Regions from separate parts of the Homo sapiens genome. Here region 2 is linked to region 1. Evidence: read pairs that join two places in POLR2A ChIA-PET (ENCODE). Cell type or tissue: PC-9. All regions are shown on one strand.

Evidence for each region. Peaks named below come from ENCODE experiments on the same cell type or tissue, not always from the same donor. Only the 100,000 strongest peaks of a DNase experiment are listed, where the experiment ranks them.
Region 2: POLR2A ChIA-PET joins it to region 1 with 16 read pairs; 9 of 35 experiments call an interaction of 5 or more read pairs at or near these places.

What each region holds. Positions count from the first base shown.
Region 1 is chr11:112,047,698-112,050,197 of GRCh38, forward strand. All of the region lies in intron 10 of DLAT (dihydrolipoamide S-acetyltransferase), which reads left to right. Among named protein-coding and RNA genes, the nearest start is that of DLAT, 24 kb to the left of the region's middle. In PC-9, no CTCF peak of the experiment used is centred here; DNase peaks (open chromatin) are centred at 1,224 and 2,294; H3K27ac peaks cover 998 bases.
Region 2 is chr11:111,945,886-111,948,385 of GRCh38, forward strand. The region is part of intron 1 of DIXDC1 (DIX domain containing 1); the gene reads left to right. Among named protein-coding and RNA genes, the nearest start is that of DIXDC1, 9.8 kb to the left of the region's middle. In PC-9, no CTCF peak of the experiment used is centred here; no DNase peak of the experiment used is centred here.

The sequences.
Region 1 (2,500 bases):
CCAACATCATTGATTAAATAGGGAATCCTTTCCCCATTGCTTGTTGTTGTCAGGTTTGTCAAAAATCAGATGGTTGTAAATGTGTGGCATTATGTCTGAGGCTTCTGTTCTGTTCCATTGGTCTATATATCTGTTTTGGTACCAGTACCATGCTGTTTTGGTTACTGTAGCCTTATAGTATAGTTTGAAGTCAGGTAGCATGATGCCTCCAGCTTTGTTCTTTTTGCTTAGGATTGTCTTGGCTATACGGGCCCTTTTTTGGTTCCATATGAAATTTAAAGTAGTTTTTTTCTAATTCTGTGAAGAAAGTCAATGGTTGCTTGATGAAGATAGCATTGAATTTATAAATTACTTTGGGCAGTATGTCCATTTTCACGATATTGATTCTTCCTATGCATGAGCATGGAATGCTTTTCCATTTGTTTTTGTGTCCTCTCTTATTTCCTTGAGCAGTGGTTTGTAGTTCTCCTTGAAGAGGTCCTTCACATCCCTTGTAAGTTGTATTCCTAGGTATTCTATTCTTTTTATAGCAATTGTGAATAGGAATTCACTCACAATTTGGCTCTCTGTTTGTCTGTTATTGGCGTGTAGGAATGCTTGTGATTTTTGCACATTGATTTTGTATCCTGAGACTTCACTGAAGTTGCTTATCAGCTTAAGGAGATTTTGGACTGAGATGATGGGGTTTTCTAACTATACAATCATGTCATCTACAAACAGACAATTTGACTTCCTCTTTTTCTATTTGAATACTCTTTATTTCTTTCTCTTGCCTGATTGCCCTGGCCAGAACTTCCAATACTATGCTGAATAGGAGTGGTGAGAGAGAGCATCCTTGTCATGTGCCAATTTTTGAGACTGAGTCTCACTCTGTTGCCCAGACTGGGGTGCAGTGGCGTGATCTTGGCTTACTGCAACCTCCACCTTCCAGGTTCAAGCAATTCTCGTCCCTCAGCCTCCCGAGTAGCTGGGATTACAGGTATGAGCCACCAGGCATGGCTAATTTTTGTATTTTTAGTAGGGACAGGATTTCACCATGTTGGCCAGGCTGGTCTCGAACTCTTGACCTCAAATGATCCACCCACCTTGGCCTCCCAAAGTGCTGGAATTACAGCCATGAGCCCCCATGCCTGGCCTATTTCCAGGTTCTTAATTCCATTCCATTAATCTCTGTATACCCTTAATGTCAGTACCACAGTCTTGATTACTTTAGCTTTGTAATAAGTTGTAAAATCAGGAAACGTGAGTCATCTTTGTTCTTTTTTCTCAAGATTTTTTTTTTTTTTTTTTTTTTTTTTTAAAGACAGAGTCTTGCTCTGTCACCCAGGCTAGAGTGCAGTGGCGTGATCTTGGCTCACTGCCAGCTCTGCCTCCCGGGTTCATGCCATTCTCCTGCCTCAGCCTCCCAAGTAGCTGGGACTACAGACGCCCACCACCATGCCCGGCTAATTTTTTGTATTTTTAGTAGAGACGGGGTTTCACCGTGTTAGCCAGAATCAAGATTGTTTTGTCTGAGTCCCTTGCAATTCTAAGTGAATTTTAGGATTAGCTTGTAAATTTCTGCATTGAAGCCAGTTGACATTTTGATAAGGATTGATTGGATGTATCTGCTGATCAGTTTGGCAAGTGTTGCCATCCGAAGAATATAGTCTTTTCATCCATGAACATGTAGATGCCCCTGTATTAGTTAGGTGTTCTTCAGTCTCTTTCAACAGTTTTTTTATAGTTTTTCAGAGTGTAAGTTTTGCACTCTAAATTTGCATTTGTTAAACTTATTTCTAGGTATTTTATTCTTTTTGATACTACTCTAAGTGGAATTGTTTTCTAGATTTCATTTTCAGATTGTTCATTGCTACTATATAAAGGTATGATTGATTTTTTTTTTTTTTTAAGACTAGTCAGGTATACTAGTGAGAAGGGCGGAAGAGTAGAAAAGAAGTTAGATTTATAATGGACTCTGAGCAATCAATTGAGATAACAATTCATTTTTCTATATTGATCTTTTTTTTCATATACCTGCTGAAATGGGATCTATATTGACCTTGTATCCTGCAAACTTGCTGAAGTCATTTATTAGTTCTTACAGTTTTTTAGTGTATTTCTTAGGTTTTTCTGTAAACAAGATAATGTTATCTGCAAATAGAGATAATTTTACTTTTTTCATTTTGACCTGTATGCCTTTTATTTCCTTTCTTGCCTAATTGCTCTGGCTGGCGCCTCTAGGCAATGTTGAATAGGTGTAGCAGAAGTGAACATCTTGTCTTGTTCTCGATCTTTGGGAGAATAAGTCTTTGGTCATTAAATAGTTGTGAGGTTTCCATAGATCAGGTTGAGCAAGTTCCCTCCTGTTCCCAGTTAGTAAGAGTGTTTTGATCATGAAAAGGGGTATTGAATTTTATCAAATGCTCTTTCTGTGTCTGTTGAGATGATTATGTGTTTTTTGTCCTGTATTCTGTTAGGACATTATTACATTAATGGATTTTCAGATGTTAATGGAAAT
Region 2 (2,500 bases), 100 kb before region 1:
AGCCTCCCAAGTAGCTGGAATTACAGGCATACACCACCAGCCCGGTTAATTTTTTTTTTTTTTTTTTTTGAGATGGAGTCTCGTTCTGTCGCTCAGGCTGAAGTGCAGTGGCACGATCTTGGGTCACTGCAAACTCCGCCTCCTGGGTTCAAGTGATTCTCCTGCCTTAGCCTCCCAAGTAGCTGGGATTATAGGCGCCTGCCACCACGCCCGGCTAATTTTTGTATTTTTTTTTTTTTTTGAGATGGAGTCTTGCTCTTTCGCCTAGGCCGGACTGCAGTGGTGCGATCTCGGCTCACTGCAAGCTCCGCCTCCTGGGTTCCCGCCATTCTCCTGCCTCAGCCTCCCTAGTAGCTGGGACCACAGGCGCCTACCACTGTGCCCGGCTAATTTTTTGTATTTTTAGTAGAGACGGGGTTTCACCGTGTTAGCCAGGATGGTCTCGATCTCCTGACCTCATGATCCGCCCGCCTTGGCCTCCCAAAGTGCTGGGATTACAGGCTAATTTTTGTATTTTTATTAGAAATGGGGCTTTGCCATGTTGGCCAGGCTGGTCTCGAACTCCTGACCTCAAGCTATCTGCCCACCTTGGCCTCCCAAAGTGCTGGGATTACAGGTGTGAGCCACTGCACCTGGTCAGTTTTTTTGTATTTTTAGTAGAGACGGAGTTTTGCCATGCTGGCCAAGCTAGTCTGTAATTGCTGGCCTCAAGTGATCTGCCTACCTCAGCCTCCCAAAGTGCTAGAATTACAGGCATGAGCCACTGCACCCAGCCAACATGTTTTTTTTCCTTTGTTTATTTTGGAGAACCTCTTAAGAACTTTAGGTGTCACAGCAGGAACTCATTGAAGTCGGCCTGGGCACACGCCACATGCAGATTTTGGTGTTTTCCCAACCTTCTTGGTATGAAGGTAAACAGTTCTGTGAACAGGGATTTGGGACAGCCTAATTTTGTTAGAGGCTGTATTGCAGAAAAGCCTACAATGGTATGCCAAATGCTGGACCATTCTGAGTGCCTATGGACACTGTCCCCAGAATAAGCAAGATCTATTTCTCAATATTCCAGATATTTCCATTTTGCTGAGCCTGTTGTATCTTTTTGTCACTGAATAATAGACTTGTAAAATGATAGTGTTAGAAGGAAACAAAATGCAGTTTTTTTTTTCTTTTGGTGTTTATATTTGTTTTGGTTCTTGTTTTCAGCTGCTGTGTGAAGCCCTTAAATTACTTTAGATGGCTGGAGAGTAGGGGTGGGGGCTTGAGGGTGGAGAAACACAGGAAGAGTGAGCTGGGTTTTGGACTCCTGACCCTGGCCTAATCAGAGAAGCACTGCTTTTCCCTATTTTACATATCTGCTTCTTACACAAGTTATAATTTTAAAAAATAATGAGGCCAAAAAAAATGAAGAAATGAAACTACTAGTCCACCTTTCAGAGAGTAACAGCCTCCTGTAAAAGGCATATGGTATTTCATCTGCTACAGAAAGAGAAGCCCTAATATATTGTTCAAATCAAGCAGCAGAGCCACTCAGGGCCCAGGCTTGCCCCACAGGCCTCTTTGAAGACAAAACTGCTTTGTGGGAGAAGTGGATGGCATGGCTGGCCTTCACAAGTGTCTACTTTGTCCTTAAGTCAGTTTCTTCAGAGCTGGCAGTGGGCATTTATAGGAAGAACAGGGTCTTGCCTGCCCCTTGGATGAGAAGTACAGATATCTTCAGGTCAAAGAGAGACAGACAGTTTAGTGCTTGTCTCCCTAAATTAGACATAAAGGGAGAGGCAGCAGCCTAAAGAAGGATAGTATAACCCTTCACCTGTGGATAAGACTAGCCCTATTCACTTGTGAAGCTCTGATCGCTGTTAGATGCCATTGAACAGATTCACGTCAGCATGCAAACATAGTGATGACATGCCAAAGGCTTATCTTCAACTAAATTTTTTTCATCAATGATTTAATTGAAGACAAACTAGTTTTTAAAGTTACATGAAGGCCAGGTATGGTGGCTCACACCTATAATTTCAGTATTTTGGGAGGCCAAGGCAGGAGGATGGCTTGAGGCCAGGAGTTCGAGACTAGCCTGGGCAACATAGCAAGGACTCCATCTCTACAAAAATCAAAAATTTAAAAAAAGAGAAAAGAATGAAGTAACTTGGATCTGGACAGAATGCCAAATAGCCTCAGCACCTTAGTCTCTAACACTCTCTAGACAGGACTTCAGGATCCACAGTCTAGCCTCCCAGTTCCTGGACTGTCCCCACTGTAATGATTGTCCCCCTCCATGCCACTTCTACAAGGCCACATACCGAGGCCACACTTGAAACTTACTCTACAGAATTTTCCCATCCCTGAAATCTTGAACTCTGAAACTCTACTCTGCTCAAAACCCCAGTTTTCACGGTCCTACATTCCCATTAAAATTATTTTTTTCATTCCATCAAGTTCTCCTTTCCTTCCTGTCCTCTACCTTCTTAAGGCTTATCCACTGTCTCTTAATTTCTTCTCC